Regions from separate parts of the Mus musculus genome. Here region 1 is linked to region 2. Evidence: chromatin contacts called from ENCODE POLR2A ChIA-PET data. All regions are on one chromosome and are shown on one strand. Each heading gives the region's core, a stretch centred on a gene start or an enhancer-like site at or near the end of the contact. The rest is flanking DNA. Distances are from core to core; before and after follow the strand shown. Region 1 holds the start of G3bp1 (GTPase activating protein (SH3 domain) binding protein 1). Region 2 overlaps Sparc (secreted acidic cysteine rich glycoprotein).

The links. ChIA-PET counts read pairs that join two places held with the same protein, here RNA polymerase II (POLR2A).
Region 1: POLR2A ChIA-PET joins it to region 2 with 34 read pairs in embryonic stem cell. The contact joins the promoter of G3bp1 here to the enhancer-like site in region 2. POLR2A ChIA-PET finds 5 or more read pairs at or near these places in 4 of 5 experiments (Patski and embryonic stem cell).

Annotation. Positions count from the first base shown.
Region 1 is chr11:55,468,077-55,474,022 of GRCm38, reverse strand. G3bp1 (GTPase activating protein (SH3 domain) binding protein 1) reads right to left here and starts at 4,271. Exons shown (of 12, transcript NM_013716.2): 1 at 4,222-4,271.
Region 2 is chr11:55,390,859-55,396,434 of GRCm38, reverse strand. Sparc (secreted acidic cysteine rich glycoprotein) reads left to right here. Exons shown (of 10, transcript NM_009242.5): 9 at 486-634; 10 at 822-2,276. The coding sequence ends at 850. Among named protein-coding and RNA genes, the nearest start is that of Gm31842, 11 kb to the right of the region's middle. Within about 2 kb of position 3,764, at least 1 of the 3 ENCODE cell types and tissues checked has a DNase peak (open chromatin) inside an H3K27ac peak, as active enhancers do.

The DNA of each region.
Region 1 (5,946 bases), core at 3,022-5,521, 77 kb before region 2:
ATTCCAAGCACCACAAAAAGAAAAACTGACAAAGGAAAAGGCATCTTACACTCAATTCTGAGTAAGAATTCCAACTCCTCAGATCCCACAATGTACAGGTGGACGTGCCAGCATTTTCTTTTTAAGATGGAGTCTCACGTAATCCAGGCTGGCCTGAACCCCGTAGCCCAAGATAACCCTGAGACCATTTTTCAAACACCAGAAGTACCTGGGGTTGTGGTTCAGTAAGAGTCAATTCGAAATGGGGTCCTGGTTTTAGTCTGCCACAGCAAATAACGGCCTAGTGACCAGAGAAACGCATTGCTTGTTGCCTTTTACACCTAAAATGCAGCACCCGCTAAAGAACAGCATTGCAAAGCCTTCCTGGGCTGCAGCTTTCTTCCCACTCAGTAATGCAGTAATGCAAGTAATGCAAGTAATGCAAGTATTCACCTGGCTAGCAGCTCGGCTTTCCCAAATAAAGTTGCACATTTTAAAAAAATAAAAATAAATAAAAAATAAAAACAAGTAGAGAATAGTAAATATTTCTAGCTAAGTAGAGAATAGTGAGTATTTCTAGCTAACAGCCAGTAGTTACCAGCTCCAAGTGGGGTGACAGCTGCTGACTCTAAATTTAACTCCTGAGGTTGGACGAAGGTTCTCCCGAGCTTGGGCAAAGGTTCCCCACTAACTGTGACAACTACAGGGGAAAGGGGACATTATTTCTTTCTCTCAAGACAGGGTCTTACTGTGTAGCTCTGGCTGGCCTGGAACTCACTATATAGACAAGGCTGGTGCCTGGAACTCAAGAGCTCTCCCTGTCTCTGCCTCGGAGTCCTGGAGTTAAAAAAAGTGCACCGCCACACCTAGCTTGATCTGCCTACTTGACAATTACCCCTCTCTAGGTCAGCAATGTAATATAAACTCTACAGCACACAACTCTACTTCAGCACTAGAACTTAAACTTGGTTTGGGTTACAAATTCAGTTTTCTATTAAACCTGTTACCTTGGACTAATTCATTAAAAAACCATATGCTAGCCGGGCAGTGGTGGTGCACGCCTTTAATCCCAGCACTTGGGAGGCAGAGATGGGAGGATTTCTGAGTTCAAGGCTAGCCTGGTCTACAGAGTGAGTTCCAGGACAACCAGGGCTACACAGAAAGACCTATCTCCAAGTGGGGAAAAAAAAGAAAAACCATATGCAAGTGTAAACCTTATTTAAAAAACCTAAAGCCCGAAAACAAAAACAAAAAAGCTGGGTTTGGTGGTACACACCTTTAATCCCAGCACTCGGGAGGCAGAGACAGGCGGATTTCTGAGTTCAAGGCCAGCCTGGTCTACAAAGTGAGTTCCAAGACAGTCAGGGCTATACAGAGAAACCCTGTCTCGAAAAACCGAAAACAAAACAAAACAAAAAACTTAAAGCTAACCTATGCCTTGTGCTTTCCATCGAGTTCAGAAATACAGGGAAGCCGGGCGTGGTGTCACACACCTTTAATCCCAGCACTTGGGAGGCAGAGGCAGGCGGATTTCTGAGTGCGAGGCCAGCCTGGTCTACAGAGTGAGTTCCAGGACAACCAGGGCTACACAGAGAAACCCTGTCTCAAAAAAACAAAACAAACAAACCAACAACAGAAATACAGGGAAGGGCTAGAGAGATGGCTCAGTGGTTAAGAGCACTGACTGCTCTTCTGAAGGTCCTGAGTTCAAATCCCAGCAACCACATGGTAGCTCACAACCATCCATGAGATCTGATGCCCTCTTCAGGGGTGTCTGAAGACAGCTACAGTGAACTTAGATATAATAATAAAATCTTTTTAAAAAAATACAGGAAAATCTAGTATATAAAAGATGACAATTTTGAAAAAAAAAAAAAGCCAACCTGCTTTCAAGCAGGGTCAAGAACAGACATTTCTAAAAATCTAATGCTCAGGCACTATACTGACAGCTGATAACTAAAAACCAGAATGTGAATTAAAAGAAAAGAAACTAGCCAGATGTGGTGGCGCACGCCTGTAATCCCAGCACTTGGGAGGCAGAGGCAGGCGGATTTCTGAGTTCAAGACCAGCCTGGTCTACAAAGTGAGTTCCAGGACAGCCAGGACTATACAGAGAAACCCTGTCTCGAGACAAAAAAAAAAAAAAAAAGAAAAAAGAAAAGAAAAGAAAAAGAAACTGCGCAGTGTAGTACCTGTTAGAACCTTAGCTCAAAAGACACCTCCACCAGCAGTAACCTCTGACCTGCTCGGAAGGGAGCAGCCAAGGCGGTCAGTCACTGCTTCAATTCACTGCTTTCTGACACTGAGCTAAGGAGTCAGTTTCTATCTATCCCTATCCTACTAAGCACCTGCCTGAGGCCAAGAGTCTTTTGAATGTGTGGGGATGAGATTAATAGCCATCCCCTTCAATTCGATCATTTCCCCTTGATATATCTGACCTCAGTAACACTACCTGGACTCAAACTTCCCAAGTTAGAAAGCAGGTCACTGCCTTATTTTAAAAGGTGATGAATTACTAACATTCGCCTACCCCTCCGTGCAGGTTAAGTAGAACCCGTTCCAAGGAAACAATGTTATATTCAGAAGCAAGGCAGTTAAATTCAGCATGCATCCCCACAGCGTTTGGTTCTTCGTTGCCACTTTGTTAAATGTCAGTGGTCTTTAACTTTTTGCAAGGATGTGCCCCTCAAGAACTAGTCCTGAAACTTCTGTTGTAGTCTTCGATGTGAAACATCTGCCATTTAACGTGCTTTCTAGCCAGGGGTTAAAGGCAATCCTCAGCATAGAAAGATAGGCTGACCACAGATCCTTGAAAATAGCTTTGCAACCCGTAGAAGTCAAACCAAGTAAGTACTAAAATAAATTACTCGGTTGGGCTTAGTGGAGGCACCTTAACTCTTGGCACCGAGAAGATTCTGAGATCCTCTTGAATTCCAGGCCAGGAAGGGCTCCACAGTAAGAATTTTTAAAAAAGGCAGTTGATCATCGATGGTTCGGCAGGAGACCTAATGGCTGTGCTTGCCAACAAACCCAATCGGTGACTGTGACCCACTGCACAATAACTGGACACTGGACACCATCCTCTCCCCAGCAATTTCAGATGTGACTTATTTTTGTGGCTCTGGTGACTGAACCCGGGGCTTCCTGTATTCCATGCCAAGTGCTCCACCTCTGCACTGAAGCCCGGGCCGGTCCTATCCAATTTCAAACTTTAACTTCAACTCTTGTAAGAATTTAAACACTTTGTTTCCTTGGACTTACGACCTTCTCAAACAAAGGTTTTTTTAATCTAAGTTTGTTCTGATTCACAACTAAAACATTCTAAGTTAAAAAGGGGTCTTGAAGAGTCAAGATCTAATGTCAGAGTTTGACTTCCTGTTGGCGGGAATTTCCCGTTACCTCGAGGTGCGTTTCGGACCTGCTGAGAGGCACACTCGATTACATTACACTCACTGTATTTTTCTCTATTTTTCCCAGAAGCTAACTTGGAGGCGCATCTATCTATCTATGTAAGTGCGAAGAAAGCTAAGTCTTCCTTTGTCATTCAAAACCCCACTCCTAATCTCTTCTCTGGAGTCCCCCACTGGCTCGCAGATGCCACCACGGGACTTCTTATACTGGGGTTTGCACCTCAGATTCAAGAGCTCAGTGGCCGATGGTGTCCCACAGCCACGTAGCCTGCACAGATGCCTGTCCTTTCCCTACAGAGGGCCTTGATTCCACCTCGTTCTCCTGTTGACTGGACCTACCTGATTGCACCCAGGTGACCGGGAAGGGCGGGAAAAAAGGGAACTCTCGGCATAGTGCAGGGGGAAACAGTGGGGGGATTGGAGAGATCACGTCTTGGCGTGGCTGTCTCTGCACCACTGAGCCCTTGAACCCGGGGTCGCGCGCCTCCGTTCTGCAACCCTGGGAGGCGCGATCACGCTCTCAGCTTGGGCTCCCCCAACCCCCATCCCCATATCCGAAGGCTTCCTTAGGGTCCAGGCCCAGCTATACCATCCGGAAGAGCCGGCGCGCGCCAGAGAATGCGCGTGGAGCACGCAGGGCCGGCCAGACGCGTGACGCCCGCCGTTGGTGCGGTGGACCACGCGCGGGCCCTAAAGCGCAGGCAGGAGGCCGCGCCGGCCGTTGGTGGGGGTGGGGACGCGCCGCGCGGTCTCCCGGGGCGCCCCGCTCGCGGCCGCAGCTCGGCTCATGCCCGGCCCGCATCCGATCAGCCCCACCCGCGGGCCCAAGTACCTGCGCGGCTGAGCGGGAGGACAGGGCTGCTACGTGGGAGGAGGTGGCGGCGTCCCTCGCGCGATGCCGCGGCACGCGTGCCCGCCGCCCGCTATATAGCCGCGCTCAGCCGAACCTGCTGCTCCCGGTCGCATGCAGGGACCAATGGCCGCCTCGCCACCGCGCCCCTTGGCTATGATTGGACAGCGTCTTTGTCTAGAGGCCGAGCTCCTGAGTGGCTGCCGCATCTGCCTATAACTGAAGGAGCTAGAGCCCAGATGGACACGAAACCTCGCCAATACTCAGATGGTCTATAAAAATGAGGGCGGGATGCACTGAGAGCGACACTCAGACAAGCCAATAGTTGCATGCACCCGTTCTCATTGGCTTACATTTCTTTTTCTGGGCGGAAACCCACTGTCCAGGCAGGAGCGGTTGATCCACAAGGTGGGGCCCGTGTACTTTGGGGAAGTAAACCCCATGCAACTAGGAGGTAGGCGCGGGCGGGGAGCAAGGAAGCCCCCAGCCAATCGCAACACCGAATGGAGCTGATTGACAGGGAGGGATGGCCCTCTCCAAAGGCAGCCCCAGGGCCGCCGTGCCCTCTGGAGCGGTTAAGAGGATGGACTAGCTGCGTCTTCCGTTCCCTTTCCTTTCTCTTCCTCTTAGGTTGAATCCTGTCCTCGAGGACCGGTCTCCCGCCTTCCCAGGCGACTCTGGTACCCGGGATCTAAGTAACAGTTTCCCGGGTTTTGTTTTTTTGGTTTGGTTTTTTTCTCTTCGCATCAAAACTTTTTTTGCATGCATTTCGGAAGAGCAGGAGCTGCTGACCCTTAGCATTACTCAGCACGAATGCAGTGGCGACCGAGGACAGCGAAACTGGCTTGGTCGGCACCCCAGAGCATACCGCGAGGCAGCCTCCCTGGCGTTTGGGAATGCTCTTGTTCCCGGGTGGCTTCCAAGCTGGCGTGCCCGGGTGGCTCCTGGACGTTTTCAGGTTTTCCAATCTTGTGATTGCAGAGACAACATCCCATCTTTGATCACCCTCTGGCTGGCGAAAGTTATAGGATGCGTCACCACCAGCCATTGTCACATGCTTTTCAAACTGAAATGGGAACTTTACCCAACTCCTAGGCAGACACGCCTAAGGTTCCCCCATAAAGGCTCCAGGGTCCAAATAGTAGTACCTCAGTCTGCTGCTGACCCCAACTCGGGGGGGTTTTGTGAGCCTTCTGGCCACCATGAGCATTTTATATTAAGAGCTGTGATCCAAATGCTAAACACAAACTAGACTAGTCTGTGTTCCCTGGAGGCAGGGAGAATTCCAGGCCATCCTGAGCTACACGAGTCCAAGGCCATTCTGAGTGACATGAAATCCTGAAAGCAAGCTAAACTCGCATTAATTTGTTTTGTTTCAGGGCTTTTCGAGGCAAGGTCTCCCCTTGTAGCCTATGCTGAGCTGGATTTACCATACCCTAGGCTGATCTCGAACTCGCCATCCTCCTGCCCTAACCTCTTAAATACCGAAAATACAGGTGTTAAAGTGTTACAGCGAGTTTCCAAAAGGAACACGTGCACAGTTCCCACGTGCAAAGGGAAAGGGCTCGCCCAGCCCAGGCTGGAAGGAAAAGGCAGCCAGGCAGAACCTGGAATCCGGAAGCCAGGAACCAAGAGACAGTGCAGTGCTCCAGCACTGGGTCAGAGCCTATCAACAGGCAGCTAGCATTGAGCCTCCAGTGGGAACCT
Region 2 (5,576 bases), core at 2,515-5,014:
AAGGGAAGGGAAGGGAAGGGAAGGGAAGGGAAGGGAAGGGAAAAGAGAAGGGAAGGGAAGGGAAGGGAAGGGAAGGAAAGGAAAGGAAAGGAAAGGAAAGGAAAGGAAAGGAAAGAAAAAGAAAGGAAAAGAAAAGAAAAGAAGAGAAAAGAATGACAATCTATATTGCAATCTCACAGACTTTGACGTAGCATAACTGAGGTGCCGAATATATTGTTTCTATGTCCCCAACACTCATCCAAGTGGCCCTTACAATGGGGCCTATAGACTCAGAACTGGAACAACTTCACTTACTTCCCTGTCAGATGGGCTAGGAAACTGAGGCTCAGAGTAGGGTCGTGTGGTGGTGTCTTGGGTCTCTCCTGCAGGACCATGGCAGAGCTGTGGGTAAAGCCAGGATCCCAGCCCTGGGCTCCTACTACCGGCTTCCCATACTGGACTGTTGTTCTCCCACACTCACACCCTTCCCTACTCTTCCCTGCCAGGTACCTGTCCCACACTGAGCTGGCCCCACTGCGCGCTCCCCTCATCCCCATGGAACATTGCACCACACGTTTCTTTGAGACCTGTGACCTAGACAACGACAAGTACATTGCCCTGGAGGAATGGGCCGGCTGCTTTGGCATCAAGGAGCGTGAGTGTTTGGGCTTAAGAATGGAAAGAAGTGTCCTTGAGGGATGGGATGTTGTCCCTTCCCCTCTGGTGGCCCATTTCCCTCTCCTGCTCCCACTCCCACTGCCCCCCTTCTCTTCCCGACCAGCCCCCCTCCTGTTTTCAAGTGGTAGAGCCTTATTTTAACCACGCCCCTTCTTCCTTTGCAGAGGACATCAACAAGGATCTGGTGATCTAAGTTCACGCCTCCTGCTGCAGTCCTGAACTCTCTCCCTCTGATGTGTCCCCCCTCCCATTACCCCCTTGTTTAAAATGTTTGGATGGTTGGCTGTTCCGCCTGGGGATAAGGTGCTAACATAGATTTAACTGAATACATTAACGGTGCTAAAAAAAAAAAAAAAACAAAGTAAGAAAGAAACTAGAACCCAAGTCACAGCATTTTCCCACATAACTCTGAGGCCATGGCCCATCCACAGCCTCCTGGTCCCCTGCACTACCCAGTGTCTCACTGGCTGTGTTGGAAACGGAGTTGCATAAGCTCACCGTCCACAAGCACGAGGAGATATCTCTAGCTTTCATTTCTGTTTTGCATTTGACTCTTAACACTCACCCAGACTCTGTGCTTATTTCATTTTGGGGGATGTGGGCTTTTTCCCCTGGTGGTTTGGAGTTAGGCAGAGGGAAGTTACAGACACAGGTACAAAATTTGGGTAAAGATGCTGTGAGACCTGAGGACCCACCAGTCAGAACCCACATGGCAAGTCTTAGTAGCCTAGGTCAAGGAAAGACAGAATAATCCAGAGCTGTGGCACACATGACAGACTCCCAGCAGCCCGGGACCTTGCTGTCTTCTCGACTCTTAGGGCGTTTCTTTCCATGTTTGGCTGTTGGTTTTAGTTTTGGTGAGCCATGGGTGGGCCAGAACATCACTCAACTGCAATTGGGCTTTCAGGTTCTTGCCGGGAGCTCTAGGCACTGGGAGGCTGTTTCAGGAAAGTGAGACTCAAGAGGAAGACAGAAAAGGTTGTAACGTAGAGGAAGTGAGACTGGTGAATTGGTTTGATTTTTTTCACATCTAGATGGCTGTCATAAAGTTTCTAGCATGTTCCCCCTCACCTCTCCCCACCCCCTGCCACTTGAAACCTTCTACTAATCAAGAGAAACTTCCAAGCCAACGGAATGGTCAGATCTCACAGGCTGAGAAATTGTTCCCCTCCAAGCATTTCATGAAAAAGCTGCTTCTCATTAACCATGCAAACTCTCACAGCAATGTGAAGAGCTTGACAAGTCTTTCAAAATAAAAAGTAACAACTTAGAAACGGCTGTCCTGTCCCGGGTGATGGTATGTGTGTCTTACTCTCCGGTGCTTCGTTTTCAGGTGTGCACAAACATGGCCATACTTGTGCACAGAAGCAAACACTCCATTGTGCTTTTATACACACACACATATTCACACACTCAGACAGGGAAGATATGGCTCCTGTGAGCACTAATTTAACACATGAAGAAGCCAGTTCCTGGGCTGGGATGTAGCTCAGTTGATAAAGTGCTTACCCAATATGAACAAAGCCCAGGTTCGATCGTCAGCGCAACCTAAGCTGGCTGTGGCAGTGAATGTTTGAAATCCCAGCCCCAAGGAGGTAGAGGCAGGACAGTCAAATGTCCAAGGTCATCCTTAGCTACAAGTGAGCTGGAGGCCAGCCTCGTCTACACAAGACTATACACACCCCCATCCTGTGTGTGTGTGTGTGTGTGTGTGTGTGTGTGTGTGTGTATTAGTTCTTTAATCATTCCAGCCACCTTTCAAGTGTCTGAGAATCAAGCTGTGTTCACCCCAAATCAAGACATTTTCTTCACACAAAATTCTAGGGAGCTGAGTGTAGTGGTGCACACCTTTAACCTTGGTAATTGGGAGGCAGTCATGAGCAGCAGTCTGTGAGTTTGAGAGCAGCATGGTTTATATAGTTATAGGGCAGCTAAGACTGCATACTGAGACCCTGCCTCAATAATAATAATAATAATAATAATAATAATAATAATAATAATAATAACAACACCTCTGGCAAGGTGGAGGAGCAAGGTCTTGGATCCTTGGTGGTTGATGCAATAATAATAACACTTTTATTATTATTATTATTATTATTATTATTATTAATCCTTAAAACCCCACAGAACACTTTATGAAACTTGTGCCCCTCAGACATACCAGTGTGATGTTAGGGGCAGGGCAGGGAGGATCTAGGAAGTTTTGTTCTGATCTTATGTGTGCAAGCCCAGTATATTGATGGTCTCTGGGAATCTGGGCAATCAGAGGGTTTAGGAAATTCCTACAGGGGGCTAGAGAGAGGGCTCAGCGGTTAAGAACACCGACTGCTCTTCCGGAGGTCCTGAGTTCAAATCCCAGCAACCACATGGTGGCTCACAATCATCTGTAATGAGATTGGATGCCCTCTTCTGGTGTGTCTGAAGGCAGTTACAGTGTACTTACATATAAAAAAATAAATAAATCTTAAAAAAAAAAAGGAAATTCCTACGGTGTTGCATTCATTAGCTGTTTGTCGGGTGCCTCCAGTGGACAAGATGTCCCTTGAATAAGGCAGAATCACACAACTGAACAGTTCCAGACAGAATGGTGTGCGAAGGAAACGAAGACTGGGTGCAGGTGTGGAAACTGTGAAACTGTTCCCTCTGTCAAGGTGGGGAACAAGATCTTGCCCCTTGGTCAGCCGGGGTCAGATCATCTGTGGAACACACAGCACTGACCCCCAAAGCTCAGCTCTCAAGAAATGAGCTCTGGGGCTTAGATGACTTGGCTACACCTTGAAGGCGGTGAAGGGCAGAGAGAGGCTGGAACTTAGCAGGCCTCTCATCTCCAAATGTGAATGTCTTCTACAGCAAGTCTTCAGAATTTTCAAGAAAAGTCAGCATGGAAGAATTAAAAATCAAGGCTGGGTTGAGGTGCACTGCAGCCCACTGCCAGTCACCTGCCAACGGAGTTAACAGAACCATCAGTCGTCAGAGGTGATGCTTCCCTGCCCTCCTGGCTCTGTCCGCCAATTTCTTTAAAGCAGTGATTCTCTATAGGGGCGGTTCTGATGCTAAGGTCCTGTTCTCCAATTGGTTCTTTATCTGTCAGTAAAGATAGCCGTGGGCCAATTGGGAAGAAGGTAGGCGGGACTTCCAGGTCCCAATTGGAAAAGAAGATGCAAGGAAGGAGAGGAGGCTTTTTTGCCGTGCTTTGGAGAGAGATGACAGCAGCCATGTGAGGTCCCAGGACGAGCTGGGGCCTGTGACCACTACTACAGGCGGGTGGTTAGGGATGTTTAGCGGGGCCTAGGTGGGACTAGCCACTGAAGTTTAGGGCTTGTGGGAAGAGTGGAGATAAAAATATTACTAAAGGCGAGAGATAGTAACGCCCAGCAATTGTGTCCTAAGGCAAGCTGAAAAGGAACAAACTGTGTGTGTCTTTTGTCTGAGAATTTAAGGGAAGCCAGGTAGGGGCTGGTAGTGCGGTCACTTCCCGGAGCTAAAGGCAGATAGAGCGTAAAACTACATGCAAGCCAGGCAGTGGTGGCACATGCCTTTAATCCCAGCACTTGGGAGGCAGAGGCAGGCAGATTTCTGAGTTCGAGGCCAGCCTGGTCTACAGGGTGAGTTCCAGGACAGCCAGGGCTATACAGAGAAACCCTGTCTCAAAAAACCAAAAAGAAAAAGAAAAAAACAAAAACAAAAAAAAAAAACAAAAACAAAAACCTGCACGCAACAGTTCTATCTTCCTGATGCTGTGACCCTTTAATGCAATTCCGCATGTTGTGGTGACTCCCAAACATAAAGTTATTTTCGTTGCTACTTAATTGTAATTTTGCTGCTGTTACAAACCATCATGTAAGTATCTTATATGCAGGATATCTGATATGTGACCCTTGTGAAAGGGGTCATTCGACCCACAAAGGGTCACAACTCACAGGTCAAAAACTGCCGCTTTAAAGCAAACTACTTAAGACACACCCGTAGTCCCAGCATTTGGCAGGAGCAGGAAGATCTCACATTTGAGGGCAGCTTGGGTTACATTGTGAATCCTAGGCCATTCATGTTTCCATAACAAGACCCTGTCTTAAAAACTAAACCAAATAAAACAACCCCTTCACTAAAGCCCTTTAATATCCAAAGGAAATTGTATCCTTACCCTCGACAGAAGACCAGCATCATGCAGCCTAGATCATGACTGTGGCTGAGTTGATAGAGTACTCATTTAGTATGGATAAAACCCTGACTTTAAATCCAAAATCAAAATAAACTGGGCACGATGGCACAGAGCTATAATTTTCGTCTTTAGGAGGTAAAGTAGGAGGATCAGAAATTTAGGTTTATTCTGGCCTACAGGTGAGTTGAAAGCCTGGTGTGCTGGCTAGTCTTCTGATAACTTGACATACGAACAAGGAACCGCAGCTGAGAAGATGCCTTCATAAGGTCCAGCTGTAAAGTGTTTTCTTAATTAGTGGTTGGTGGGGGAGGGCACAGCCCACTGGGTGGGTAGTTCATCCTTGGGTTGGTTCTGGGTCCTATAAGAAAGGCTAAAAGGGAAAGCAAGCCAGGAAGCAGCACCCTTCTATAGCCTCTGCGTCAGTTCCTGCCTTCAGGTTCTGGCCCTGCTTGAGTTCCTGTCCTGATTGCCATCAACGATGAACAGTGATATGGAAGTATAAGCCAAATAAACCCCTTCCTCTCTAACTCGTTTTTTGGTCACGGTGTTTTGTCTTAACAATAGAAACCCTAACTAAGACACCTGGGCTACATGAACTCCTATTTTAAAAATAACAGAACACACACACACACACACACACACACACACACACACACACACTAGACTTTAAGGTCAACCCTAGAGCTAGACCTTAAAGATAAACACAATAAAAATACAATGAGAAACAATGCCTCGCTTGAGTGGATATGTCCCATGCTTC